Regions from separate parts of the Mus musculus genome. Here region 1 is linked to region 2. The links are chromatin loops, found by intact Hi-C in ENCODE. Cell type or tissue: gastrocnemius. All regions are shown on one strand. Each heading gives the region's core, and the rest is flanking DNA. Links, peaks and the distances in the headings are about the cores only.

Region 1 (15,162 bases), core at 3,879-11,878, 60 kb after region 2:
CCTTGCAGATAAACCCCCTGTCCTATAACCATGTGATGCACATCTACCGTCTGCCTCGCTGTGGCTGCCATCCCAAGCACTCCTGGGGTACCCTGTGCCGAAAGCTGGTCTTCGGAGAGCTCATCTACCCCTGGAGGCAGAGAGAGGACAAACAGGACTGAGGAGCTGGACACAGCCTACCCATAGCTACTGCACAACCATCACGCCTCCTCTCTGCCAGGACAGCACTGACCACGGGGTCATCTCAGGTCCCACAAGGGCCAACCAAACACTCTGTGTGCTGAATGTAGGCAGGCCTTACCCTTGAGTTACTACTTTGCTCTCGGACCCTGCCAGCTTCAGTCCTGCACTCTATCTAGCACAGTGGTTCTCAACCGTCCCAAAGCTGACCCTTTAATACAGTTCCTCATGTTGTGGTGACCCCAACCATAAAATTATATTCATTACTACTTCATTACTGTTAATTTTGCTACTGCTATGAATCATGATATAATATAAATATCTGTGTTTTCTGACAGTCATAGGTGAACCCTGTGAAAGTGTCATATGACACCCACCCCAAAGGGTTGAGAACCACTGCTCTAGTATCACCTATGTAGGGACCCACATGGTTTTTGTAGTCATTACAGTGAGCCTGATTCCTAGGAGTTCCCGGACCCCGTGGGATATGCTGGCAGGTGCTCTTGGCTGCTTTATTGGGTGGGAGCACTCCTGGGCACCTGGTGTACTTCATAAGCCTCCGCAGAACATTTCCATTGGGAAACAGGCAGCTGCTGATCCCTTAGCCCCTCGAACTAATCCCTCACCCTGTACTTCATTGGGCTTACTTGCTACTCTGGAGATTGCTTTGTGAAGTTGCTGTTAATAGGCCTTTGGGTACCCTTTGCTTGAAGTTATATCAACTGAGGTGATTGGATACCTGCCAACCTGGCTAGTGCTCCATGTATGAATAGGCCCTTTGGCAAAATATTCTATGTTCTCTTATAGACTCCTTATGGGACCAGATAGCTTCCTTCTGGACAGGCACTTCATGGCTCATTGTGTGAATGATCTTGGGGTGGTGAAATGGCCAGGGTTGGTTCCCTAACACTTAGTGGGACCCCATGTGAGCTAGTCCCTAGGGGGCAGGAAACCTCACTGCCTGAATTGTCTACTGTGGGCAGGAGGGGACAGCCGGCCCAGCCTGTCTTTCAGGGGCACTTGGGACTATTGACATTGGTCTGTCTGTGCCTGCTTCCTCTTGCTATAGGTCACAGCCACTCTTAAGCAGCCAGTGGAGGGTTTTGGTGAAGATGAATCCTGATCCTGTGATGACAATAAAAATCTCATGAATCTGGAGTACCAGCTTGGGTGTCCTGCTCGTCTGGCCAGGCTCTAGGTGGGTGGGCTAGGTGGGGCACTGGGTTACCCCAGGTGACTATCATCATTTCCTGCCTAAGGCCTCTGCAGAGGCTCTGCTGAGTTGCAGCCCTAGGTACTTGAAGACGTCATAGATAGGTGAACAGAGCTAGAGCCTCAGTGCCTCTGGCCATAGTTTCACCCAGATTCCGGGAGCTGGGATACAGTCTGGAAGGGCTGGGGTTGTCTAATCTGGGCTTTGACTATGTGGATTCCAAACAAAGCAGAGCTCTGCCCTGGACTGACAAGTTTCTCTATGTAGTCTTGGCTATCCCAGAACTCACTCTGTAGACCAGGCTGGCTCACACACAGATCAGCCTGCCTCTGCCTCCCTAGTGCTGGGACTGAAGGAGTGTGCCAATACCACACATCTTCAACTGACTCTTAGCATCTGCAGTCTTCAGATGCCTCCAGGCCTGTCATCCTGGTTATGAAGAAGGGTCCCTCAGTTGCTTTCTAGCCTGGGACTCCACAAAGGATCAGTATAAGCCAACTGGGGAGTGCCATAGGGCCCTGTGTGACCCTGTGCCCAGAGAGAGCCTGCTGAAAATGGCTGTCACATGCAATACTAGGTGCTCCACTCTAGGCAGGCCTTCCACTTGTCTCTTGGTCCCTTTGGACTCAGCAGCACACGGATTACTACTTCTGTGCATGCATTTTTCCCTACTCTGCCTGGCCACCCTTACCCATCCTTTAGCTTCCTGCTCTCATCCTTTCACTCCTGTACTCACATCAGGCAGAGCTTCTGACCTCAGCCCAGCTGGCCCTGTCATGAGATTAGTCTGGCAGCTGTCCTCGTGTGCAGCAGAGTACTGGGCTGTCTGCCCTTCTGAGGACCAGTCAGGGCCTGGCACCAGAGCTGGCCAAATGAACACTGGCCATTGGAGCCAAAACAGTTGCCTCTTGCAGAGAGCTGTGCCCATGGAGGTTTTTCTGATGATTCTCAGACATAGCTCATGTATGTCTAACAACAAGGGCTGATGTTTGGGTGGGCATTACTTTGATGGACAGGTGCCTTTCCCAGGAGCTGTCAGGGTTCCTATCACAATCTGCCCTCCTTTGTAACTGAAAGAAGCTTGTCTGCAGGTACTTGGGACATGAACATGGCCCGACTTCATTCTGTCTCCACTAGCTGCCATGTCCGTCACTATGTCTGAATCTGTCTACTTATGAGAGGTTCTAGGGCTTCTTGTTTCCAGTCTTAAGGCCAGGACCTCTGAGTAATTGAAACATTGCCTTTTTTGTTTGGTTTGTTTGTTTGTTTTTTGTTTGGTTTGTTTGTTTTGTTTCTCTGTGTTGCCTTGGCTGTCCTGGAACTCACTCTGTAGACCAGGCTGGCCTCGAACTCAGAAATCCACTTGCCTCTGCCTCCCAAGTGCTGGGATTAAAGGCATGCGCCACCATGCCTGGCGGAAACATTTCTTTTTTGAAATATGTATCATGTGTTTCAGGCTGGTCTCAACTTGCTACGTAGCTAAGGATGACCTTGAACTGCTGATCTTCCTGCCTCTACTTCCTGAGTATTGGGATTACAGTTACATAACACAATTTATGGAGTGCTAAGGATCAAACCCAGGATGTCATGAATGCTAGGCCAACTGTCAACTGCCAATTTCCAGCCAAACTGAAATGTTTTGTGGTTACTTCCTAAGCTTCCTGGACACATGGTTTTTTGGGCCTAGGGTCTGTCCCCTTGTATGATTCCCAGAATTCTCAGAGGACTTAGGGTCCCACCCAGAGTGGGGAAGTTGGTCTTAGTTTGCTCTTTTTAATTATAACAAAATGCAAGAGCCCAGATGTGTTATCAATAGAGGTTCATTGTCTTGTTCTAGAGGCTGAGAATCTAAGGCCATTGGCACAGCATCTGGCTGTGGGCATTTTTGCCAAACAACATGGTTCCAGGCATCACATTGTGAGAAACAAAGCAAGTGTGCTAGCTCATTTTTCCTTTAAGGCCACTAATGCCACCATGGGAGCGACCCTCATGACTTCATCTACTAATTACCTCCCATGAGTCCTGCCTGACAAATTGTGAAATAAGGTGTGGGCCACCATGCTGCTCAGTCCACTCAGACTCAAAGGCCCATCTCTGTTTCTGGAAATATTCTGATGGATAGCCTAGAGATAAAGTGTGATCAGTTTTCTCGGTGTGCTTTAAGTATAGTCAGGCTAACAGCTGACTTCAATTGTCACAGCCAGTGTGTGTCTCTGGAAGGGGGGGGGTAGGTTAGTCTCAGCCCCCATGGGTGAACATCCCTATTTCAAACCTCACACCTCTAAAGAAAGACTCTCACCATCATTACAGCCAGCACAGGGGGTGAGAGCTATCAGAACAGAGGCAAAGCTCACGTGTCTGGGCAGAGTGGCCTCTATAAGGGAGGATCTCCCTGGTAACCAGGTTGTGGCCCTCCAGGACTCTGTTCTCAACTACTCATTAGCTGAGGATCAGGACTTTTTTTTTTTTTTTTTTTCGTTTTTCAAGACAGGGTTTCTCTGTATATCCCTGGCTGTCCTGGAACTCACTTTGTAGACCAGGCTGGCCTCGAACTCAGAAATCCGCCTGCCTCTGCCTCTCGAGTGCTGGGATTAAAGGCGTGCGCCACCATGCCCGGCAGGACTTTATTATTAATTAATTTTAACTAATCTTATTATGAAATCTATGTGATCCAGAGCTCAGGGATTGGCCACTCCTGGACAAAATGTAGCCAGGAAAAAAAAGAAAAGAAAAAGATACAGGTACTACCTCTGGGATCCTTTGGAGAGTCAGAATGAGCTGAGAAGTTCTGTTGGAAGGCCTTAGGGTGGTTCTGCCTTCCAGGACTCAGGAGCCTCCACCCTACACACCCTTGACCAAGAGAATAGCAGGAAAACCTGTCCCTGAAGGCAGGTGAGGAGAGCTCTGATGCCATTTCTCAGGCACCATCCCCTCACAAATATTTCCTGAATATTGTGTCAAACCAAGTGGCAGTGTTCACAGGGCCAAGACGCTCAGTAAAGGCTCTGTCTTCAGCTTAGGAGGGAGGTAGTCACTTAGTGTGGGGCTGCTGGAATGAAGGAAGGGTACCTGCTGCTGGAGAGGAGGCCTGGATCTAACAGTCCCTTGGAGAAAACACCCCTTGTAGGTTTTTTTCTTAATTCTTTCTTTCTTGGAGACTGGGCCTCTGTAGGCCCAGTCTTGAACTTGCATCAGAATCCCAAGTGTGCTGGGATTAGAGGTGTGAGCCACCATACCTGGCTGGTTGTGTGTGTGTGTATGTTTTTCACATTTCTTAAGTAGCTGGTGGGATATAACCTGGAATTACTGAATTCTAATTTCACCTTTGAACATTTAATGTTAGTTTTTAGCATCAGCAGACTTGTTAACTGCCTGACACAAACTTGACATCCACCAATTGATTAGTCAGTCTGTGCTAACCTGACATCCACTGATTGATTAATTCAGTCTGTTTTCTCCTGAGGGATTGTCCAATGACTCCCATTCTGTACAATCTGGGAAAACCAACTGAATAGTGTCACTGAAGTGGTCACACAGCTAAAGAGACAGTTTTCAGTATGTGAGTCAAATGGACTTCTTGGCCTTTCCACATGCTTGTCCAGTCACAGCTCCCTCAAGTTCTGTGGCCACCACACATGGCAACTCAGCTTCACCCTGCTTGTCTATTGTTGACATGACTGTGAGTGAGTACAGGTGCTCAGATGGGCAGAAGAGGGCATTGGATCCCCTGACCATGGAGTTGTATAGGTGGTCATGTGCTGTGGTACTGAGAGCCAAATTCCAATCCCGCCCAAGTACAGCAACCATTCCTAACTGCTGAGCCATCTATCCAGTACCTTCAGTAAACCTGGATTTGTCATGTAGCTCAAGTTGGTCTTGAACTCATGGCAATCCTCCTGCCCGAGTATTAGGACTATAGGCGTGTGTCACCCACCTAACCTGCTTAGGAGGAGGTCCTTGCCTTCCCAGCAGCCAGGAGAGCTGTCAGCTGTGGACACATCTGTGCTCAGCGGGCACCTCATCACTGGTGGCACACTGCCCAGACTTGTGTTCAGTGGTCATGTGAAGGAGCAGCACCGAGTCGGCACTGATGTTATCCTTTCTTGGCCTCCTGTCTCAACATCCCAAGCAGCTGGGCTTATAAACTTCTGCCATCACAGAGTTTTGGGGTTTTTGGTTTTGGTTTTTTTGTTTCATTTTGTTTTTGAGACAGGGTTCCTCTGTGTAACAAGCTCTGATTGACTGTCATTTTGTAAACCAGGTTGGTCTCAAACTCAGAGATTGGCCTGCCTCTGCTTTCCCAGTACTGGGATTTACATGCCCTGTCCAAATTCATTCTTGGGGCTGGAGAGATGGTTTAGTGGTTAAGAGCACTGACTGTTCTTCCGAAGGTCCTGAGCAACCTCCTGGTGGCTCACAACCATCTGTAATGGGATACGATGCCCTCTTCTGGTGTGTCTGAAGACAGCAACAGTGTACTTCCATATAATAAATAAAGTCCTTTAAAAAATTCATTCTTGTGCCAGTCTTCATACCTTTTTATGGGTAATACTTTTCACCATATCAACACACCTGCTTGCCATCTGTTTTCTAATGATATATGTGTCTCATTGTTTTGCCTGCATGTATGTAAGTGTGCCAAGAATGTGCCTGGTCCTGGAGAAGTTAGAAGTAGGCATCAGATCCCTGCCTGGAACTGGAGTCATGACTGTGAGCTAACAAGTTGGTGCTGGGAACTGAACCCTGATCCTCTACTAGAGCAACGAGTGCTCTGAACTTCTAAACCAACTCTTCATCCAATCCCTCATTTTATCAGTTTCTTATACTTGTTTTTAAATGTGCATTGGTGTTTTGCCTGCACATTTGTCTGTGTGAGGGTGTCAGATCTGGAACTAGTTACAGACAGTTGTGAGCTGCCATGTGTGAATTCAGTTGTGAGTTGCCATGTGTGAATTGAACCCGGGTCCTCTGCGTGCACACATGCACACACACATGCACACACACACACACACACACACACACACACTTTATCTATTATCTGACAATGTTCAGGAAGTTTGTGTAAAAACTGTTCCAAGGTACAGTATATGTGTGACTGCAGCATGTGGAGGTATGTGGAGGTCAGAGGATAACTTTCAGAAGTCATTGCAGCCTTTCCCCCTGTTAAAATGGGCTTACACCAGGCCAGGTAGCTCTTGAACTGCTGGACAAATTCTCCTATCTTTACTTCCTTTCTTTCTTATTATAGGAGCCGGAGCTAGATGGAGATTACAGATGGTCAGTCACCGGAGGGAGATCGAACTCATACTGTTAGGCTTACAGTGCAAGAGCGTTGGTCCCAATCTATGTTTACGGTTTTTTTTGTTTTTTGTTTGGTTTGGTTTGGTTTTGGGTTTTTGAGACAGGGTTTCTCTGTATAGCCCTGGCTGTCCTGGAACTCACCCTGTAGACCAGGCTGGCTTCGAACTCAGAAATTCGCCTGCCTCTGCCTTCCGAGTGCTGGAATTAAAGGCGAGCGCCACCACGCCCGGCTTATGTTTTACGTTTTAAATTTTTTGCTATTTATGTGACTTGTGAATGCACTCTTAACCAAGAACGCTGTCCGTGGCCCTCCAGCCTTGGAGCTGGCCGACCGAGTGTGCACATGCAATGCGTTGCCCATCCTGGAGTTCACCGGGCCAACGCTGCTCAGTCGCTGGTCCAAGCCCTCAGGATCCGCTTTGGGAAGGATGTCCCCCACAAGAGACAGCTCAGAGGTGGACTTCAGCCGCCATCCTTGTGCCAAAACACTCAGTAGCGGCCCCGCCCACTCCGCAGCCAGGAGGAAGTCCCACCCCTTGGAACAGCCCACAAGGGAGAGAGGCTTGCCCCTCCAGGGCGAACACTAAGTGGCTGTCCCCGCCCTGCCCTCAGGGAAGGCGAGCCCCACAGTGTACGACGAACTTTGTTACTTCCCTTCTGGGTCTCTGTGAGAGCGGCCGGCCAACGCAGCTTGATAGATAACCTGCCCCCTTCCAACACCCTCCTCCCGGGACTCAGCTGAAGCAGGAGTTATCTCTACCCTTCCGCTTGTCCACGAGGGGGGAAGGGTAGACTTGTGTAATGTTTGACTCTTGATTGGCCCGAATTAGGAAAGGGGTGGGCCTAGGAGGTTATGATCGATGTTAGATGGCACAAATGCCTTAGCAGTAGTAGCCAATGGTGATGACGAGGGGGCGGGAGGCCAGGATGTTGCAGGTCGGTGCCCGGCTACTATGGCTCTGAGGCATCCTGCAGGAAGCAGTAGGGGTTGGGATGGACATGCAAGAGCAACCAATGATTTCGGAAAATCAGTGGGAAGTAGCCAATGGTCACAGCGAGGAGGCGGGGAAAAACGCCAGCCTCAGCAACACTGTGTACGAAATAGCGGGGACGGGACTTCAGTGATAGACAAGCATGTAGACCAACAGAAGTGAGAAAGAGGGTGGCAGCGGGCCAGTAGCAGTGGCGAGTGGGCAGGGCGGGGCGACCGTGGGCTGGGCGGCACCTTGTGTGGGGCGACGTGGGGGCGGGGCGACCGTGACGGCCAGGCTGCCAGGCCAATGGCCCGGAGAGGGCCGGCGGAGGGTGGCCAATGGCGGCGGCGCATCCGGGGGCGGGGCTGCGGGGCTGCGCGGTGCCGTGCGGGAAGCGGCGGGTGGCGGCGGCGGCAGCGGCGGCGGCGGCGGCTAGGAGGCTGAGGTGAAGCTGGCGGCAGCGGGGCGGGTGCACTGGGGGCGGTGGCCAGCGGGCGGGAGCATCAGCGTCCTGACCGCACGGCCGCTCACCAGCCTTCGCCCGCAGGTCTGGCGGCGGTGCCGTGGGCCGCGGTGCGGCGGGCGGGAGGATGGGCACCCAGGGCAGTCCAGTGAAGAGCTACGATTACCTGCTCAAGTTCCTGCTGGTGGGCGACAGCGACGTGGGCAAAGGCGAGATCCTGGAGAGCCTTCAGGACGGCGCAGCTGAATCCCCGTACGCCTACAGCAACGGTAGGCCGGGGTTGGCTGTGGGCGCGCGAGGTGGGAGCGGCCTGTCGCGGGAGCGGGCGGCCTCTGCGCGTGTCGCTGCGGTATCCTCTGGCCCTGCCTTGAGGAGCCGTCGGCAAGCGGGCGCGGGTCCTGGTGGCTACTAAGAAGTCACAGCAGCAGGTCTTTGGAGTCCATTAGGGCCTGGAATGGGCCGCGCGGCAGATACCGCACGACGGGCCCGGTGCTCACCGCACTGCCGCCGGAGGGGTTTGCTCAGAGACACCGCACCCTGTGCAGGGAGAAAATAGGTCTGCTGCGATGTGATTTTTGTTAACTTCCGGGTGCATGGCAAAAAATACACAAGGTAGATTGCATCACTGGCACTTGCCTGAGCTTGCCTCTTAATTTAGATATTTAAGGTAAAATCGTAGCTAACAGTGGGTGGGATTGGATCACAGGGGCTGCTGACTCCGGAGGAATTAATGTGCAGTGGGCCTGTCATCTTATATCACTGGACTAATTCTACCTTCCTGGTCGCTTCCCGAGTCCCTTTTACTCTGCTTTTTTACTTCATTCTCTGGGGTCTTGTTAGCCCTGTCTTACTGCTCTGAGTACTGGCGGTCTGGTAAATAACAGCTGAGTGTGTAGGTAAGACATCTACCACTCTTAGCAGTTAGGACTTGTCAAGGGTGATGACTGCCAGGACATCAGTGGAGGACCCTTCCTTTTGAACAGTAGCGCTGGATCTTCTCTGTAAGTCCTCCCCAAGCACCTCTCAGCTTCAGTTCACAGCAGGCATCTTCAGCGCAGGAAAGGAAGAGTCATGGTTTTACTTTGCAGGGTATGTGAAAAGACCTCTGCACAGCCAGGCAGCCTTGACTGGTATTTAACTGGGCGTCCCAGGGTGACAGCCCTGCTCAGAAAGGCTTTGGGGGGTTACCTTTCCAATGGGGGAGTGTGGGAAGGGCTGGGCTTGGCTTCAGAAATGCTTAGTGTTAACTTGTGCTTTGGAGAGACTGCTTGTCCCTGCTCCACTCTTCCTTTCCCCATCAGCTTCAACCACATATCCACACAGCCTCCTGCTGGATCCTCTTTCCTCCTCTCCTCTGTCAACGGAGTCTTGCCAGATTTCCTATGACGTGCTACCCGAAGTGGGGCCACTAGCACATAAAGAGTACAGAGGTGTGAGACTTACCATGGGCACTGTTCACCCACCCAGTGCTTTCACGATGCACAAGCTGTACGGCCCGTGTGGGTCCAGCAGTGTGAAGCACAGAGGCAAACAGCCTCAACAGCATGGTTCTCATGCTGGGTTGACATGCATACAGCACAGATATCAGGCCTTTGGGTCAGAGCATTGGGCCTCCTCAGAGAAGAGATTAGCAGTGGTAAAGCAGCTGGTTCTGGAGTGTGCGCACAGTGTGTATTTACTGTTTGAAAGAGCTGGACTTCTCGTTCTCTAAGTAGATAAGCGCATGATTCCTTTCTCTCACCATTATTAAACATCCTCTGCATGTCAGCCAAGTGCTGGTGGTGTAGTCCTTTAGTCCCTGTGCTGGGGAGCAGAGGCAGGCAGACCTCTGAGTTGGAGGCCAGTCTGTTCTATAGAGCAAGTTCCATGACAGCCGTGACTACCCAGAGAAACCATGTCTGGAAAACAGAAAGAGAACGTTCATTTTCACTTTTAGGTTTTTTTCAAGGTCCAGGGCTCCTCTGAGCAGGGTAGTCCCCACCTGGGAAGGAGTCTGCTGCTCCATATTGGCCCCTGATCTCCTTCTTGATCCCAGCTGGGTTATTTACCTGTCTCAACGTCTGGTCTAGCTTGTTCCTTGGGTGTGAACATCGCTCTCTCTGACTTTACAAACATGTGAGTCATCAAAACGACTTTTTTTTTTCTTTGATTAGCACTGACACCTGAAACAGTGACAGTACTGTGGCCACATGCCCAGCGTCTGCAGGAGTCCTCTGGTCTGGTGCTTTAAATACTTGTGGTTAGGGTCTCTGTGGAGTTAGAAACATCAGGGCATTGAAGACACAACAGTGATTGTGCCCAGCAGCAGTGATCTCCTCTCTGGATGGAACAGGACATTTTCAGAGAGCTTCATCTGGGCATGCATGGTGGAATTATGCTCCAGAGAAAAGGCGTTGTGGAGTCTCAGCTGTGGGAGAGGACAGGGCGGGGTGTGGCGGGGGTGGGGAACAGCCTTTACACACAAGCATAAAACAAATAAATTTGCCTCTGGTTCTGATATGTGGCATTGGGATGATAGGTCCCTGTTGGCCTCAAGCCAGCCAACTGGGTAGTTACCCTTGAACCCAGGAAACATTATTACTACAGCACACAAGACTGTCCTTGTTTGTGATATGGGCATTGTAAGACAGTTATATCTCGTCCTAGCTCATACAAAGACTCCTAAGTGTTGGATCCTTCAGGAAAATCCATTGTGGTTTATATGCTCATGGCCTGTTAATGGGTCCATGGGTGCTCCTTCATTTCTCTGTTCCTTTGGGAGTTAGTGTTTATGAAGGAAGCTGTGGAGTGATGCTGACGATGGGCATTGCCGAGAATGTTGGGATTTGATGGTTACAGAGATGTCTGTGGCATCAGATGATGCATTCACCTGAGAGAGTGAGGATAATGTGCCTGTGTCCCAGCATGCTGTGAAGACCCTGCTACAGGCAGGGCTGTGGTGTCAGATTAGTGACCCACTGGTCAACACCATTTATGGGAATCTTACTCCATGCTGCCTCTCATTGGGGTTGAATTCCATTTCTCTAAGTGACAGAGTCAGGGGGAGTTTTTTATTTTTATTTTTTTATTTATGTTTTGGCTTTTTGAGACAGGGTTTCTCTGTGTAGCCCTGGTTGTCCTGGAACTCACTCTGTAGACCAGGCTAGCCTTGAACTCAGAAATCTGCCTGCCTCTGCCTTCCAAGTGCTGGTATTAAAGGCATGCACCATCACTGCCCAGCCAGGGGGAGTTTTTAAGTACTTTATTTATTAATGGTGTGTGTATGTCCTCATACAGAGGTCAAAAGACAGCTTTTTACCGGACATGGTGGCACACATCTTTAATCCCAGTACTTAGGAGGCAGAGGCAGGTGGATCTCTTGAGTTCTAGCCAGCCTGGTCTACACAGTGAGTTTTAGGATAGTCAGAGTTACATAGTGATTCTCTGTCTCAAAAATACCTAAATAGAGCTGTGTGGTGGTGCACGCCTTTAATCCCAGCACTTGGGAGGCAGAGGCAGGCAGATTTCTGAGTTCAAGGCTAGCCTGGTCTAGACAGTGAGTTCCAGGACAACCAGGGCTACACAGAGAAACCCTGTTTCGAAAAACCAAAAAAAAGAAAGAAAGAAAGAAAAAAAACATAAGTAAATAAGGGGAAAAAAAGACAGCTTTGGGAGTTGGTTTTCTCTCTCACCCTTGTGGAGCATTTAGGGATTGAACTCAGAACAGGTCTAAGGAGCAGGTACCACATTGGTATTTTGCCTGAGTGTATGTCTGTGTACCATGTGCCAGACCTGGTACCAAACAAGGGCATCAGATGTCCTTATGCAGTTATAATAGACAGTTGTGAGATACCATGTGGGTGCTGGGACTCAAACCTAGGTCTTCCTCAAGAGCAACGGTACTCTTAATTGCTGAGCAAACTTTCCAGCCCCACTCAAGGGAAAAAAATTTTTTTTTCCGAGACAGGGTTTTTCTGTGTAGCCCTGGCTCTCTTGGAACTCACTCTGTAGACCAGGCTGTCCTCGAACTCAAAAAATCCGCTTGCCTCTGCTTCCTGAGTGCTGGGATTAAAGGTGTGTGCCACCATCGCCCGGCTCAAGGGAAACTTAAAACCCACTTTTGCATGTATTTTCCATTATTGGACCTGTCTTTAAATCATACACTCCATATGTCTCAATCATTGCATTATCTCCAGCACTATCACGAGTCTTGCCTAGACCCCCTTTTTTTAGTCATATGCTTTTGAGACAGGGTCTTGCTGTATACCTAAACTGTACTTGTTATCCTCCTGCCTTGGCCTCCCTAGTCTAGAACTCCAGATCCACTGTGCCTGATCTAAATGTATATTTCTGAGTGAATGAAAGGCCTCTATACAGCTTCCCTTGGTGCTAGTCCACATGATCACTATGGTAACTCTTCACATTCCTTTCTCTACTCTATCTGAAGCCAGGCACTTAGGTCTCAATTTTACTGTATATACTGTGGGGTAATTTATTGGAGGATTCTGTTGGCTTTCCCTATGTTAGATGCCAGGTTTTCTGGCAAATTGTTGGCTCCAGGAGGAACAGGAATGGCCACTGTGGTAACAGCTAATTCCTCCAGTGTGTGGTTTGTTCCAAGCATGTTGCTGAGTGCGTATCTATTCGTCATTTAATCTTCACCAGTACCCATGATTCCTATCATGGAAGAGGCTCAGAGAGCCTGGGTGGTATGGTCACTGGGGTCCTGGGTGGCTCTGTTCTAGCCTTCATTGAGAGGGAGCTAGGCAGACTTCAAACAGTGCAGCAGTGGCACTTCCTGGTTTTACTCTCTTAACCCTCAGTAGGTGTAGGGTTGCTAGACACTCGCTGCTTCTGTACACTTGATTCGCTATCCGCACCTTAGGAGATCTGTCCCAGCTCCTACCTGACCCAGCTATTTTCTGAAAAGCCATATCATCCTTGTTACTTCTTGACAGGCCATTATAGTTTGACACGGGCCCTGCAAATGCTGGCTTGTCTGCTCCATTCCCAGAGAAGCATTCACCTGGACATTGGTTCCTATTGTGCCTGGGCATGTAAGCCACCCTCTGGGGGTTGGTTACCTTCTGTTTGTTGGCTCTGACTAGGTCCGTCTTTCTCACAGTGCCTGCACCTCACCCTCAGCATTTCATTCATCTGTTCAGTCATGTATTTGTGGATGTCTTAAGTGCATCCCACCTGCCGGCCAGAAGTGCAGGCTACAAGCCAGAGCCGATTAGAGGACAGTTTGCTTTTACAGACTTTTTGGGACAAGGTCTCATTATATAACTCTGACTGGCCTAGAACTCAATATTTAGACCAGGCTGGCCATGAACTTAAAGTGATCCTCCTGCTTCTGCCTCTGCTCCCCAAGTAGTAAGATTACCACATTTAACTAGAATATTTGTTTTTGGTAGTATAAACAATACCAAGTGACATAGCAAAGGCTCAGATGGCAAGCCCAGCAAGACTGTCAGCTTTCTGGGAGGATTGTGTGGTCACACTTGGGATTGTTAAGTTGCATAGATAATGTCATCTTTTCCATCAGCGTGATTGTTTGTGGCTTGGGGGTGATCTAAATTTAACAGCAGCATTTCAGGAAGGAAGCAGTATCAGGAGCTGAGCAGGGGGTGGGAAGGACATGAAGGGAGGGAACTGGCCCTTGGCAGGTCCTTTTGCTGCCTGTTCTTTTTGAAGATGATAACTGGAAAGGTATAAAATTGCTTGATCCCTACAAAGCTGCCTCACTGAGGTGTGGAGCCTGAAACTAGGACACATTTAACAGGAAGCTGTGGAGTTGTACATTGACCAGAACGTCTCTGCTATCTAAGAATGCAGGGAACAAACAGCCTTTAGCATTTAGCATGCTGGTTGAGAGAAACCTGAAGAAGACAAGGAACGGGAGGTAGGTGGCCAGGCTGATTAGCTACATGCCAGTAAAGCAGGTGTTGGGGACCAGCAGTATGAGGTTGGCGGGGGCGGAGCATCCACAGAGAGGCTGACTGGGCCAAGGACGGTGTCTAGGAGACTGTGCTTGCGTGGGAGGTAGGTGGAAAAGTAGTCCCTCTGAGTCCGTGTAGTGACGGGTGATTCTCATGTCTGTGGCTCTTTTGCTAAAACCAGGATCCCGAACACAGCATATATCTTTACACATTTGTCCTTCAGAAAGTAGAAGGATGGGAATAGTAGAGAAAGGCGAACCTGACAAGCAGTGGGGCACACACCAGATGAACTGAAGTAGAACACTACCTGCCTGTCAAGGTGCCAGACATTTAAATCTGGAAGCTGGGGGTGGGGACAGCGCTGGAGAACAGTTAAGAACACTTGTTCTTGCAGAGAACCCTAGTTTACTTTCCAGCACCTACAAGGAGGCTCAGTCGTCTATAACTCCGGTTCCGATTTCCTCCTTTTGATGTCTGAGGACACCAAGTCTGCAAGTGGTGCACATACACACATGCAGGCACAGTGGCGCAGACACATGAAATAACTGTCTGCTGGTGTCTTAGTCAGGGTTTCTATTCCTGCACAAACATCATGACCAAGAAGCAAGTTGGGGAGGAAAGGGTTTATTCGGCTTACATTTCCATACTGCTGTTGATCACCAAAGGATGCAGGACTGGAACTCAAGCAGGTCAGAAAGCAGGAGCTGATGCAGAGGCCATGGAGGGATGTTCTTTTCTGGCTTGCTCAGCCTGCTCTCTTTTTTTTTTTTTTTTTTTTTTTTTTTTTTGTGGTTTTTCGAGACAGGGTTTCTCTATAGCCCTGGCTGTCCTGGAACTCACTTTGTAGACCAGGCTGGCCTTGAACTCAGAAATCCACCTGCCTCTGCCTCCCGAGTGCTGGGATTAAAGGCGTGTGCCACCACGCCCGGCTCAGCCTGCTCTCTTATAGAACCCAAGACAACCAGCCCAGAGATGGTCCCACCCACAAGGGGCCTTGCCCCCTTGATCACTAATTGAGAAAATGCCTTACAGTTGGATCTCATGGAGGCATTTCCTCAACTGAAGCTCCTTTCTCTGTGATAACTCCAGCTGTGTCAAGTTGACACAAAA
Region 2 (15,162 bases), core at 4,356-12,355:
GCCTCTGCCTAGGAAAGGCTAGAAATAAACCAGGAGCACAGCGCACCAAAGCCTGGCAGCTCCTCGGTGTATCTCCCAGGTAAGCGTTGTCCATTCAACCCCCAGTGGAAGATTCTGAGGGAACTGAGCCCCAGGCAGACAGCTCTGCATTTGGGATCTGCTGTAAAGGGATCTCATGTTTGAGATGGGTTGTTAGTAGAAACATTCCAGGAAAAGCTGTCCAAGAATTTTCTGTATGGGCCCACCACTATGCCTAGAGGATAATCCCAGAAGTTGGCATCCTCTAGCAGACTCCTCACTATACTTCTGATGGTGGGGGTGTGGAGGGAGTGGCCACAGGACTTGCCAACTCTTGAACCTTCAGCAAGTGGAACGCTTTGCCCAAAGCAAATCCTGTCTCCAGTTGGCCTCTGACATTGTTTTTATCTTCCTGGTCTTGGTCAGTTATCTGTTAGAGAACAACATAGATGAAGCTTAGCCTCTGCAAATTTAAATTGATACTAGACTCCCTGACTACCCTGAGGAATTGTGGTGAGCCCGGGTACTTATACATATCTGCTCTGAACCTGCTGACATTTTGGAATCTTAGAAGAAGCCCAGAGCGTGACAGGAATTTTAGCCGGGAACCTCCACTTACATTTTCCATGAGGTTGGTGTTCTGACTTGTGTGTGTATATGTCACTTGTGGAAATCAAGAGAAATTTAGACCCAAGTTTTAGACCTGACTAACCTGCCAGTCCTGTCTAAAGCTTTCTGGGTGTTCACCCAATGGGGACCTTGACTCTGTAATAGCTTCTGAGTCTTACTAAACCTAGGTTTTCACGCGTGCTAGGCAAGCACTAGCTGCACTGTGGCTGCAGTATGCACCTTTATAAGTGTACCTTTGTGTTTTGTTTATTGAGACAGGGTCTTATGTGATTCGGCCTCAAAACTTGGAGAGATCTGCCTGCCTCTGCCTCCCAAGTGCAAGAGCTGTGATTAAAGGAGTGCACCATCTTGACCCACCCCTCTACTTTTTGAGACAAAACCTTGAACTTTCTAGCCCAGGTCAACTTTGAACTCATGACCCTCCTGCCTCAGTCTCCTTAGCAACTATGCAACTATACCTAAGCAACTATACCTTTGTAGCTGTGGCCCCAAAACTATGAGGAATAGTGTTGGGTCCCATCTGCTCAAGAGTCAGGGTGGTTGATCTATGGCTTCTGTCCCTGCAAAGCTCTCTCTGCCCTTCTTGACCTCTGCAGGGTGTCCTGTGGTCTGTGCACTCAACAGGGTGTCTGTCTTCTGGCCCATACTACACTAGCATAGATCAGGGCTCAGCCAACCTGGGATGATCCAGCTTTACCTGCTGTGTGATCATCTTACTTAGTGCAGTGATACATCATTGCACTAGTGATGACCCGTAGTGACCAGAGATACTGTCCTGGATCCAGCTTGGCCATTCTCCTGATCATGGGTATCACCTACTGATGAATGAGCAGTGACTTCACCACTGTCAGGGGGCTCAGGAAGACAGCCTCTGCTCCTCTCCTCTTGCCAAAATTTGGTGTCTTCCCCATTCAGGCATAGGTGTCCCCACAGCATCCTGAATTCAATGGCCAGTCTTTAGCTTTCTAGCTTCTGGAGCATGAATGATTTCCCAGAAACATTATCTGTAGTCTCTACTGAGCCAGACTCAGGTTTTCTGGGTCCGGGGGCAAATAGTACCCAATCTCTCACACAACATTCAGAGTGCCGGGTGTCCTTTTGCTATGTGCTATGTTTTTTTTTGTTTTTTGTTTTTGGTTTTTGGTTTTTGGTTGGTTTTTGGTTTGGTTTGTTTTGTTTTTTGAGACAGGGTTTCTCTGTATAGCCCTGGCTGTCCTGGAACTCACTTTGTAGACCAGACTGGCTTCGAACTCAGAAATCTGCCTGCCTCTGCCTCCCGAGTGCTGGGATTAAAGGCGTGGGCCACAACGCCCGGCTAGCAGCCTGATTCTTAGTTAGCTTTCAGTTGCAGAGGACAAGTGGCTGGAATTAAGTTAATTCGGGGGAGCCAAAGGGCTCTAATGGGAAATAGCTTGGGGGCTCTTGTGAACATAACTCAAAGGACTGCCTCAGATGCCAGTGTTTCTCTAGAAAAAGTGACGTGCCTATCTAGCACTCGAGTAAACACAGACCTCAGATGGAGTAACCTCGGAAGGAGCAGTGCCAGCACGGTTGCTGCTTCAGACCGTTGGGAAAGAAACCAGAAGTCGCTGGAAGAGGTAGAAAGCAGCCAAGGCAGCTAGGTTGGACTGTACCACCTACTGCCCCAACGCAGCAGACAACCGGTTCAGACCTTGTACAAAATCACGACCCAGACTCCCGACATCTCCCCTGGCGCAGTAACACTCGAACCCCGTGGACGCCTACCGGAGCCCAAAGCCCATCTTAAGGGGATCCTGGGAGCTGTAGTCCGTTCTCTTCCCGGATCCAGCGCGCCACATCAAACTAGCTTGGGAGTACCAACTGCATCCGTGAACTGAGCGTCTCCGGTCACGTTGGGAGGGCGAAATCTCAGGGAAAGAGTAGAGGGTAGGACCATTCATGGACTACAATTCCCGGCGTGCCTTGAGCCGCGTCGCTCTGCCCTGTGGGAGCCGTAGTCCCGGCTCCGGGTTCCCAGTGCCGCGTGCGCCCCTGACGCGCTGTAGCCTCGGGCCCCGGCTGGGCGCCACGCTACGGAAGCAGCGTAAGGCGTAGCGGGTAGGCCGGGCGGGACGGCGGGCGCTAGCTACGGAGGCGTTTGTAAGGTTGCCGGGCCGAGACGGATCTTCGCGGCCAAAACGCGCTAAGCCGGCGGAGCATCGCGGCTGGCGCGAAGGGGCCCTTGGTGCCCTCCGGTCGAAGTTGTGGGTCAACCGACTGAGGGCCGGCACTAGGGCCGCGCCCGCCTAGACCGATCGCGAGCGCTGAGGAGGCGCCGCCGGCTCGCTAAGGTGAGTTCCACGGTAGGCGGCCGGCCAGACGGCCTAGGACTCGTAGAGCTCGGCCTCAGGGCATCAGCCGGGATGCTCCATGTTTGTCCTGGGAGCAGTAGCCTGGCTTGTGGTGAGCGGGAAGGGGAGGGGGAAGCGCGCCGGAGGTGTGGGTCACTCGAGGCCAGCCTAGGAACCTCAGACGCAGGCGACCCTCGGTGCCTGCCTGTCCTTGAGTGCCCTCTTGTCCGGGGCTAAGCGTTGGCCCACTGTACGAAGGTATAGGTCGTGGGGGCACTGTCTGCAGAAACCTGCAGCTGCCTGGGGCGGCAGCAAGAGTAAAGCGTCCTGTGTGCCCCCTCATCCCACACTTCTGTTTTTGCGGGCCTGTCAGCAGGCCGAGAAAGTTACAGAGCAGCCCCTTGACAGCTGCGGGATTTTCTTTTTGTTTTCTGAAAAAGGGGCCCTTCCACGTCTGATTTGGGAACCCTGTTGTGTGGCCAGATGGTCCTTGCTAGGCTGGCTCTTAGGGTCCCTGAGTACAGATACTGAAACAGGACCGCGAAACACCTAGCCTCGAAAACAGGATAGATACCTCCTGAGTTTCAGGAGAACCTGAGAGCCTACCTGAGTGTTTGCTGCTGACCCTGCAGTTCAGCAATAAATCAGGAAGAACTGCTACTCAGTAAGAAACTGTGAGATTACCCCTCCAGTGGCAATTTCCCCTTTCCCAGTCTGGAGAACTGCAAGTCACAGATGTGGAGCTTGCCTCTTGAGTTTCTCCCTGCTTCCAGAGTCTAGCTGTCAGGGATGCGCTCAGGACCACAGTTCTGCAGTCTAGGGCAATTGTGTCTTGCTGAACAGTAGCTTGCCTCCATGGGGTAGTAGATTCTGTTTCCTTTGAGGTCCTTCTGCTCCACAGAGATGCACCCATTTCTTTTCTAACATCTAAGAATGTCTAGAGCTGTCTGACTGGTAGACAGGTCATTGACCTCCATGGAGGAAGACTTGAACCCTGCTGGATCCAAGGCTCAGAAACTGTACAACTTAACTGCAATGGAGTTATCAAAATCTCTGCTGGCCATAGTGTCTGAGAGTGGCCCTAACTCCATATCTATGTAGAAGCCTAGGTTAGTCCTCTGTGGGTAAAGGGTTCCATTGTGGCCCATCCTTGGATCCAGGCTTTGTCTACTCCCAAGCTTTCCTGGCCCCTGTTGTACATTGTCCAGGCCTTAAGGCAAAACTTGTAAGGCCCATTTTACAGATGTGGAAACTGAGGCTGTCCGTCATCCATTGACAGGAGAGGGATAGACAGAGTTCTAAGTCTCCAAACCACAAGCATTTTTTGGTCTCCTTCCACATTCTCACTGGTGGCTCTTGAGATGAGCCTTTTTGGTGACCTGAAAACCTTCAGTATACATGCTATTGATGAGCTGATAAGTTAAGAGCCTAAGAAAGTTAGAGTAGTCCTTTGTCCATCCCTGTGGTCTTTAGTATCAACACTGCCTTTCACTGCACTAGACAATTGCTGGGGCTGAAAAGGCCAAAATTAAACTTTTTAAAAATAATTTTTAAAATGATAAACGAAAAATGTTAAGCTCTTTGAAAAACACCAGATACGGAGAGACCCAGGATCACTGGTGACTTGTCTCTTTATTTTGTCATGATTTCTAAACTGTGTGGCCTGGGAGGCTGAATTTTGAGAAATACAGATATGGCCTTAAGACTCTGGCCTAAAGGACACTTCCTGTCCCCACCTCCACCCCTCCCTAGGCCTGGGGGCGGGGTGTGGATTGTTCTCCTACCTGGCTGTTTATCTCTTGACTACCCTGTCCTTCCAGTCCCCTCTGGTTCTATCACCTCACACAGTCTGAGCACCCTGAAGTGTTCTGTGCTCCTGCTTTCAGAAGCTCTAATTAGTCCCTAACTCCTCAGGCTGGATACACCTCTGCCATTTGGCCTTCACACATCCTCAGTTTGTCTCGGCTGTCTGGAGCCATTTGATTCCTAGACCTCCAATATCTTTCTAGCCTATCCCCAGGGCTCTGTTGGGGGCAGCCCAGCTCCTGGTGTCTCCCAGACTCAAGACGTGTGTGTTATTTCTTGGCAAGTCCTGGTAACCAACTCAGTTCACCCCCACACTGATCAGGTAGCCAGTAAGCATCCTCAATTGACTGCTGACCTCTGGTAGCCTTGAGTCGATTGACTTCTAAGGTTAAAGAGTTCTCCTAACCCAGAAAAGTAGCATGTGGTCTCTGTGGAAACAGGCACCTGGCTTGTTTCTCAGTCTGAGAAGTAAACTACCAGCTTATGACCCTTGCATAAGTGTCGCTGAGAGGAGGCAGAGGAGACTGGGTTGAGGCTTGGAGATCATGAGGCTTAGCCACATGATTGTCATTCTGTGGACCATGGCATGGCTGTGTGGAAACCTTGTGACCAGTGGACCAAAGAGTATCTTGGTGTGGACAGCATATTGCCTACCAGACTGGTCCTACTAGGCAGACAGTGGCCAGGGGTGGCATTATAGGAGGACAGTGTGGCAATGCAGGCGTGGTTAGTGTGGGTCTTAGGGTAAACCATCATAAGGTGTTGGGCAGTCCAACTGCTCTGTTCTACTCTTCTGCACAAGCTGTCTGTCATGTGGGAAACCAGTGATATAGCCATCACTGCGTAAGAACTCACTGGGCACCAGAGCAGGCTTGCTCCATTTCAGGAAAACAAGTGGGCACTTGCCCTGGCCTCAACCCTCTTGTACTGACAAAGGCACAGTCGTGGCTCTCCTGCACCATATTCCATGTCTCAGCTTCCCTGAATCTGCCATCCCCATTTCCCTGTGGCCAAGCTGGAGGATGAGCCTGGGTAGAGTGTTGGGATATTGGAAGGAAAACAAGTCGATAGCGGCTATTTGAAAATGTCAGGGTACAGCCATACCTGCTGCTAACAGGATGGGAAGGCTGCAGAACGCTCACTGATGGAGAAGGTGCCCTCTCCCGTTGCCTTCCTCTGTCCTTAAAAGTTCTTAAAAGTTGTGTTTAAAGAAGTCTCAAAGCTGGGCGTGATGGCGCATGCCTTTAATCCCAGCACTCAGGAGGCAGAGGCAGGTGCATTTCTGAGTTCGAGGCCAGCCTGGTCTACAGAGTGAGTTCCAAGACAGCCAGGGCTATACAGAGAAACCCTGTCTCGAAAAAAAAAAAAAAAAAGGAGTCTCAGACTTCTGTCCCTTGCTTGTTCTTGCTGACCATACACAATTTAATGGAAAAATCAATATGTTCTATAGCTTTCTGGAGCCCCTGCCCTTCTGCAGAGATGTTGAAAGGCCAGAGCTCTAGTGGGGAAGGAAGTCAGGGGAGACATGCTATGGCCCCGCATGCTCCTAATCCCGGCCACCTCTTTGGAGCTGGCCATGAGCTTGAGTGCCTCATCCCATGACTCTTGTTCTGCTGATGGCAGGGCCGGCAGGCTGCTCTTCTACCTTCTCTTAAAATGGTGTTCCACATTAAACAACACAGCTTGTGAACTAAAAACTTAAATCCTTTGTTTTCCTGGCAATACCACGTTGAAAAACACAATTTCTGTTCTCATAATGTATAATTAAGCTGGTGTGCAATTCCCTCTGGATGGTCACAGAAGGATGCTCAGTGGCCCTTTCCCTGTTAGGATGCAGCAGGTCTGGCATGTAGATGCCTCAAGAGTTGCTGTAGCTCACCTCAGCAGGATCAGTGTGTCTCACTTGCTCTGAATAGGCGTACAGCTGGAGGTGCCGCTACTGTTCTGAGGTCCAGCCTCAGCTCAGGGGTGTGTGTGTGTGTGTGTGTGTGTGTGGTTACATGTATGTCTGTGCATGTGTATCTGTGTGCTTGTGTGTGTGTGTGTGTGTGCGTGTGTGTGTGTGTGTGTGTGTGTGTGTGTGTGTGTGTGTGGCTGGCTGGCTGGCTGGCTGGCTGGCTGTCCGTCCTGGACTTACTTCAGACCAGGCTGGCCTCAGACTAAGAAATCTGCCTGCCTCTGCCTCCCGGGTGCTGGGATTAAAGTTGTGTGGAACTATACCCAGCTTCAGCCTGACTTTTTGACTTCTGCTTGTGAGCTGGAGACCAGGAAGCACTTGACACAAATGGAAAAATGGACAGCCTTCTTCTTAAGGCTTTTTGTCCTACACCTGGCTCTTAGATGGGCTTTTTCATTTTCAGTATAATCTCTGGTTCACTTTTTGAGTTCAGCTTGCACACTGCTTCTTGTGTGTAGGTGGAGGGTGGTGACCACCATCTCCAGTATTGTTCGTACGAGGGGGCAGTGGCCAAGTGCGTGTAGGAGGTTGCAGTGACTCAGAAGGGAAGTACAGGATGAGGACATGTGAATATCCTACCTGGCATGGCAGCATCTTCCATGGTGAGCAGCTGCTTAGAAAAGCAGAGCTTTGCAGCTCAAACAGTGGCTCCGCATTGGCAGGCAGCTGGAGTGGCTGAGCAGTGCCAGAACCCGAGTCCAGGGAATCTTGATGGCATTCTACTGTTTCCCTGAGCCCTGCCCCAACCTGGGCATGGTTCCCTGGCAGTACCTAGACAGCCTAGGCTTTCTTGCCAACTACTACTGATCTGTGGCCCTGGTGATGCACTCTGCCCAAGAGCAGAACCAAGGTGAGGAACATCAAGACAGGATCTTGAATAACCTCCTGTATTGTCCTTACCAGTATAGAATTAGCCACAGGCCTGTTTGACTATGGGACAAGTTGGTTCCTGTGACAGAGGTAGTTAAGAGCCAGCAAACCTTGTTGTCCCCTGTGGTCTCTGTCTGTGGAATAAATACAACTTGTTAAAGGACAGGAGTCCCTGAACAGCATGTGCTCAGGTGGGACAGTAATCAATCCTCTGAAAGGTTCTCACTGTAGCACTGTACAAGAGGGCAGGGCCTGAGCCACATGGTCAGTCAGGACTCATTTGTAGGACTTTGGCTTGTGCAGATAATCCCAGAGGCTGCACTTGGCATTCCTGAGCCAGAGTCCAAACCTTGATAAAAGGGGTATGCTCTCTTGGTGAGGATTGCAGTGGTCAGCTTTTTCAGAGGCCCTTTCCTAAGGCAGCAACTCAGGTGTGGGCACACTGGCATCTCGTCAGGTGAGCTAGTTACCAAATGGTGTGGCTTGTTTGTTGGATTGTTTGATGGGGCAGCAGGGCAGAAGTACCGAGGTGGCAGGAGGAACCCCTTTCTCTGGGCCAGTGCCCAAGGTCTCTGGTGACCAGCCCTCTGCCCTGCTGCCCTGCCCTACCAACCTGGTTCTCTGACTTTGCGGAAAATATTTTCGGGGAAGCTATGCTAGTGGCATTTGGTCTTGCCACTTGGGTCTCGTACCCTCTTAGATGTACCACCTAAGATGTCTTGCCTGTGGCCTGCCAAAGGCTCAAAGAGCTAAGGGGGTAGTACACTCCTGTGGAGACACTCCCCCTGTCTCTTAGAGAATGCTGCTCAGCCAGTTTTCACAGGGTTGGGTGCTTCCTTGAGGTAGATCTTAGCCTAGTTTCTTGAAGGGAGGGTTTACTTCCTGTCCCCAGGCCATTTTCTCTGGAGCTGGCCTTGATAGCAGCTGCTTTTGGACAGAATTGCATTCCAGCAGTGGCTTACTCTTGGCTTCACATCTGGACTTGCTGCCTCCTGCACTGGTGGGTACAAGTATAAGATATGGGGGTAGCTATGGGAGTCAGGTGGGGGCTAGACACTGCTCTCCCTTGTCATCCGCTCTCTTAAGAGGGGAGTGACATGGGGTTACTGTAATTAAAGTGGGAGAGAGATGGTCCTTTATAAAATTACCCAGAGGAGGGCCTTGTGTGGTAGATACTTTATCAATTGTTATAGGAAACCTCGTTCTACTCTTGTTTTACTGGGGTTGGGCACCGCCCCAGATAGGAGATGTAGGAAGACATTGTACTTCCTACACCAAGAGCCCTGGAAGCACAAGGTGCAGTAGGTCTCCCTGGCCTTGACTTGGTAAAATCCCCAGATTGTCCTGGAAATGAGACATCCCACAAGTCTTTGGGAGCTCTGGGCAGGAAATACTGACTTGGCTGTGGTAGTGTAGGACCAAGGGACAGCCTATACAAAGGGTTTGCAGCCCTTAGACAGGTTTTGGGGCTTGTGAGAGCCAATCCAACCTCCAGGCCTAAGCACCTGTGAGGAAGAGCCATGAATCTGACCTACCTGAAGTATACTAAGCATCTCCCCTGCAAATGGGTCCTCAGAGCTGAAAGTGAAGCTGTTGATGCCATAGCTAGGACTTGGCCTCCTGACTGAGAGGACACCCTTATGTGGCTCCATGCAGAATCTAATGGAAGTGTCATCCTGTCTTCTCATGCTTGCCCTGGGTGGATACCCCCCAGCTGTCCTCAACAAACACACCAAGGCTGGGGACATGCTAATGCAGCTTGATAATTAATACTTTGTCTTTTAGAGCAGTGGCAGTCCCATTCCTTGAGGCCAGATCTAGGCCACTGTCCCATTTAAAAGTGGAACAGTTCCCTGATGAAAATAAAGGAGGTACTGGCTGGTAGGTCATGGAGTTGGGAAGGCATAGCTATGCTCCTGGGTTAAGAGGATGGGAGAACCTATCTCTCAAATCTTGTGGTCTTTACTGTCCCCTGCCTCTTCTGCCTCCTGTTGGAGGCTGATGTGGTTACACTAATTCATGTAGCAGTGAGACAATGTCTGGGGCAGGGACCTCTGAGAATCACTACTTGCTGTGCCCAACCTCCTAAAGCAACCTGACTCAAAGCACAGGTCAACGGGTGTTTGCTGGGCACACAGAGGAGTAAAAGAATGAGCAAGTGGAGTATTCTCTAGAGTAGCGGCAAAGCGAGGACAGCACTTGAGGTAACTCAAGCCTAACACCCAGGGTGGGGGGCCGTGCTGGAGTACAGCCTATGCAACCAGAATGTGAACAAAGACTGGATCCACCTGTGTTGGCATTCCTTGGTGTCCCTGCTTCACCACATGCTAATTATGCTGGTGTACTCTGGGCTAGATGGGGGAGACCTGAGAGGGACCAGCCTCCTTCACTCAGAGAAGACCTGGTTCCCGTGTCCTTGGCCAAGTTGCTTGGGTGGAATAATTGCTTTTGTAGAGGGCTGGCCAAGACAGAGAACAACTAGTCCTCTCTAGGGCTGCTGCTGGATTCCCATTCTATTCTCTCAGTGGCCCCTGATTGTCAGACTCCAGAAGGAAGGCATGTAGAACCTTTTACCCAGCTGCCTACATACATGTGGACTTGCCAACTGCCAGCGTTGCTGGAGATGCTGGGGTCTATAGTTGTGCCTGAAAGGCCAGCAGAAAGAAGGTGGGTTTCAAGAGGCACACATGAACAGCTATGTGGTAAGCCACACAATCTTACACAGGAGGATCAGGAATGGAAGAACATTGTTGTCTACATAGTGTTTTGGGCCATCGTACGATACATGAGACTGTCTCAAAACAAGCAGAGCCATACTGATGCCAGCTTCTCAAGGTGAGAGGACCCCGTAGGCCAACTAAGAGCTGGTAGTCAAGTGGCTCATGGTGTGTGTAGTGGGGTTAAGGTAGGGGTCATCATCTCTCAAGCCTCAGGTGGCCCTTAGCCAGGACAGAGGCTCCTGAGCACACCAAAGGGCTCTCTCCTCCTCGATAGCAGACATGATTGGGGTTTTGTCGCATGGAGAGTTCCTGGAGTCATTGTTCTTTCTTCTTTGTTCTGCATACTTACCAAATAAGAAAGAATATGCTGTCCCCACCCTCCCAAGAGACCCTATGCTCAAAGAAAGTGTCCCCAGTGAGCGAGCACAAAGGCAGGAGGAGGATGTGCTCTGGGCAGGATTGGCAAGAAGGGTAGGTGAGGACTATAGGAACTGTGGGGCAAGCAGCACCCAAGCCCATGCACGTCCCTAGTACCTTCCTGGAGGAGCAGGTAATCTTCCTGTAGGCAGATGGGCAGCCCCTGAATATATTTCCTGCTTTCATAGTAAATGTGGGAAAGACCCTGTGGTGAACAATTTTTGCCCCATGGGCATTTGTGCTAAGCCTAACTCAATACTCTTTCCTCCCTCTCCCCAACTCAGTGTTTGGGTATGAGAGAGAAGCACCAGAAATGCTGGGGTACATTTCTTTTCTTTTTTTTTTTTTAAGATTTATTTATTTATTATATGTAAGTACACTGTAGCTGTCTTCAGACACTCCAGAAGAGGGCGTCAGATCTTGTTACAGATGGTTGTGAGCCACCATGTGGTTGCTGGGATTTGAACTCTCCGGACCTTCAGAAGAGCAGTCGGGTGCTCTTATCCACTGAGCCATCTCACCAGCCCTGGGGTACATTTCTTACGGGAGGCTCCCATGTTGCCAGGGCTTGTCAGTTTGAGGGTTGCTGTGGCACTGACAACCACAGGAGACACAGGTGACTGGGTGACTGTTGTAACATGGGACTGATGGATAGGAGCATGTTTTGCTAGGCACCCTGCCACCAACATTTCACTGTAGTTAGAATTCTGGAATCTTGATTTCTTAAAAAAAAAAAAACATAGAAATATAATAATATTATTTCACTCTAATCCCAGGTGTGGGGATGTGGGGATATGGGGCTGTTTTGCAGCAGCTGACTATGATTTGCCTCGTGCTCTAGCAAAGACGGGGTTTTGCCAACTGCAGATAGTTTCTGCAACATTTGGAATTCTGGGAACTTTTCAGAGGGTATGTAAGTGTTAGAGCCCCTACAGGCATTGTTGGGGAATGGAGATTGCAGTTTGACAGTAGTCATGATCCAAAAACAAAAAAACAAGGTGAAGCCTGGCATGGTGGCACACGCCTTTAATCCCAGAACTTGGGAGGCCGAGGCAGGCGGATTTCTGAGTTCCAGGACAGCCAAGGCTATACAGAGAAACCCTGTCTCGAGGGAAAAAAAGGGGGAGGGAATTAGATTCAGATCTCTGCCAGTTCCCCTTCCCTCACATCCCTGCCTTCCACACTCTCTCTCTCTCTCCCCCCTCTATTCTTTCCTGTTTAGTGATATGGAGTAAAACTGGTGGGGGCGCGGATAAAGGGTAGAAAAACAAAGAACCTATAAAGTAGCAAAGAAGAAACAAAAAGAAATTAGATTCTGAGATCTTTATCTCTCTCTTTCCTCTCTAGTCTTTCTCTCCTGTCTAGTGATAGAGGAGAAACCAAGGGTGGGAAAAAGAAGAATTCACCAAAGTAGCAAAAACCAGATACAATTCACTGATGCCCCAAACAAAGCCACCAGCACAGGAGCCTACTGTGTCCCATGAAGGGGCATGTCTATACTGAGCTAGAACACAGTCCAGAGATCTTAACCAGAGCCAAGTGCATTGTATTACTCCAGAAACTGAGGCAGGAGAATCAGGAATTTGCTATCAGCTTAGGCTACATTGTAAGACCCTGTGTGAACACAAAAGCAGTAAGAATGTGAGGTTAGCTGAGGTTACTTTGTGGCACCCTGAGAGGGCTGGGGAGTAGGGAAGGGCACCTTGACCAGAAAAGGGATAGTAGTATTAACTCAGTACTGTCATTTGGGATGATTTCATACTGACAGGACAACAGTCTATAGACAATAGATTACACAAAGTATACTAGCATCTTTTTATTTGAGCTTTGTTTTTTGTTGACTTATTGGTTTTTTGGTTTTTTTTTTAAGTTATTTTATGTATATGAACATTTTACGTGCGTGTGTGTGTGTGTGTGTGTGTGTGTGTGTGTATACCCATGGATGTTAGAGAAGAGCATGTCAGATCTACTGACACTGGAGTTACAGATTGTTGTGAACTGTCACATGGGTGCTATGAATCCAACCCAGGTCCTCTACAGTAGCAACAAGTGACCTTAACTTTTGTGCCATCTTTGAGCTCCCTGCTTTGTTTCCTTTTGAGGGGTTTCAGTATGTACTCCAGGCTGGCCTAGAAACCTTGATTCATCTGCTTTAGTTTCCCCAGTGCTGGATTATGGGAGGTCACATAACCATCTCTACCTGTCCTTCTTTGCCTTGCATTATTATTAATTTTTTTAAAGATTTTTTTATTTTATGTATGTGAGTGTACCATTGCTCTCTTCAGACACACCAGAGGAGGGCGTCAGATCCCATTACAGATGGTTGTGAGCCACCATGTGGTTGCTGGGAATTGAACTCAGGACCTCTGGAAGAACAGTCAGTGCTCTTAACCGCTGAGCCACCTCTCCAGCCCTGCATTATTATTATTAGGGCAGGGAACATGTGCCCACCTGTGAAGATCAGAAGACAATTTTGGGAATTCTTCCATGGTGGGTTCCAGCCAGACCTCTAGCCTTCTCTTAGTTCTTTATACCCTTTGTGTGGGTTGCAGAAAGTCTGAACCTGGGCTTTGCTGCCTGGTCGAAGCCAGCCAGCTCTCCTCAATAGAACAGTCAGGAGACATTTGTGGCTTCTTGAGCTGTGTGATCTCTGAAAGAAGCAACAGACAACATGTAAATAAATGAGCATGGTCTTTTGTGTAGAAACTGAAATTTGAATTTTCTAGCCCAGTGTGATATCTTATGCTTGTAATCACAGCACCTGAGAAGTGGAGGCAGGATGCGGAGCTTAAACCAATCTGTGCTACATAGTAAGACTCTCTCTCCAAAAGAAAAAAAACATGGAGGGAGGCATGTGAAATGTTCATTGCACATAAGTTCAGTTCTCCTACCTCCCCTTTTGTTTTGTTCTCTAGCCATTTCCAAGTATGAATTAAAAGCCTTCAAATCTCAAAGGGCCATCCAGCCAATAGCACCAGGCCCTCTGCAAAAGCAGCCCCTGGCATGCTAACTCAGAAGGTAGTGAGGAAAGAAACACTGTTTCATGGGAAAAGTAGCTGGTTCTGATTGAAACCTCATGGTGTAGGGTTGCAGAACTAATTTTCCCCATGCCTGGGTATGTTGGAGTGGGACTGGGCTTGGTGCTGGTGACCCTCCCAGGTATCAGGTGCTGGCTCTCAAAGGCACTATACAGACTGTCACCTGTCAAGCAGAACTGCACCCCTTATGTCAGTCTCCCCTCATCTGTAACCCAATACCAATGTCTGTGTTATAGAGACTTACTCAGAAGCCAGAGAAAGTGCTATTGGTGTGTGATAGGAGACTCGGGTAGGAACTGCTGAAACCAGACAAGTTTGTGGTCTAACCAGTCAAAGGGCAGCATAGAGACCTCCACCTACATAGAGACCTCCACCTACAGCCAGAAGAGGGCTATAAGTTATCCTGTGAGTGTCAGTCTCGCAGCTGCCAAGTCCTCGGGTTTATTTGGTCTCATTAGCACTCCCTTAGCCACCAGGTGTGGCTCTCCTGCACTCAGCATGGATGGTCTCTCAGGCTCCCTGGGATTGTCCAGGCCTAGGACTTGAGGGTGAGTGTGCCTTTACACAGTCGGCTGCTGCCCTTTTAAAGGCAGTCTGACCCTGGCCTCTTAGAGCTTTAAGTGCCATCCTGCTGTGCCCTCTGCCCTGCATTTTTTCCTTTCCTGTGATTTTTTTTTTTTTTTTTTTTTTTGGGTTTTGGTTTTTGGAGTCAGGGTTTCTCTGTGTAGCCCTGACTGTCCCGGAACTCATTCTGTAGACCAAGCTGGGCTCGAACTCTGAAATCTGCCTGCCTCTGCCTCTGCCTCCCAAGTGCTGGGATTAAAGGTGTGCGCCACCACTGCCCAGCCTTTCCTGTGAACTTAATGTCTCCTTGATAGTTGTCTGTAATGAGGCAGAATTGTTCTCCTAATTGAGGAATAAAACCTTTGTAGACTAGAGACAAGTTTGAGAGGGATCGTGGGTTTTTCAGACTAGGGTTATTTCCTAAAACCTTACTGTGCCTCAAGTCAGGGAGCAGCAGTTCTGTGGAGCGCTGGCCTTGGGCCTCTGACCTGTATCCTTTGTGGAGCTTGTCTATGGGATGTGCACTACAGTGCTGAATACTTAAAGTCATGCCCAGGTCCCTGAACCTCATTTTCCCCTTGCATACCCCAAGGCATGCTGGGAAACACACACACACACACACACACACCCGGGGGGTCCTAGAGTTTTCATCTGTGTGAGTTACACTGTTTCTTCTCTCTTTCTATTCTGTTTATTTTTGTTGTTGTGTCACTGACCAGCCGGCTGCCCTTTCTCCGGTGTGGGCACTCTCCTCTCTCCATGCTTCCATCCGTGTGCCACCGGCCAGAGGTGACCAGGCCCGGCTCTCTACGTGGCCGCTGTCAGGGGGG

What was found. Hi-C counts contacts between places; a loop is a spot of excess contacts. Peaks named below come from ENCODE experiments on the same cell type or tissue, not always from the same donor. Only the 100,000 strongest peaks of a DNase experiment are listed, where the experiment ranks them.
Region 1: it touches region 2 in a loop (4-fold over the local background); 5 of 42 quality-filtered maps call a loop at or near these places.

What each region holds. Positions count from the first base shown.
Region 1 is chr17:25,912,603-25,927,764 of GRCm38, reverse strand. It overlaps Rab40c (Rab40C, member RAS oncogene family), which reads left to right and starts at 8,051. Exons shown (of 7, transcript NM_139154.2): 1 at 8,051-8,113; 2 at 8,216-8,400. The coding sequence starts at 8,259. Pigq (phosphatidylinositol glycan anchor biosynthesis, class Q) reads left to right here. Exons shown (of 11, transcript NM_011822.4): 11 at 9-1,345. The coding sequence ends at 161. In gastrocnemius, for the core only: no CTCF peak of the experiment used is centred there; DNase peaks (open chromatin) are centred at 7,235, 7,669, 7,859, 8,427 and 1 more place; H3K4me3 peaks cover 2,923 bases; H3K27ac peaks cover 2,229 bases.
Region 2 is chr17:25,973,269-25,988,430 of GRCm38, reverse strand. It overlaps Capn15 (calpain 15), which reads left to right and starts at 2,557. Exons shown (of 12, transcript NM_001347334.1): 1 at 2,557-2,960; 2 at 15,052-15,162. It overlaps 1700022N22Rik (RIKEN cDNA 1700022N22 gene), which reads right to left and starts at 2,601. Exons shown (of 2, transcript NR_166913.2): 1 at 2,395-2,601; 2 at 1-448. In gastrocnemius, for the core only: no CTCF peak of the experiment used is centred there; a DNase peak (open chromatin) is centred at 7,425; H3K27ac peaks cover 339 bases.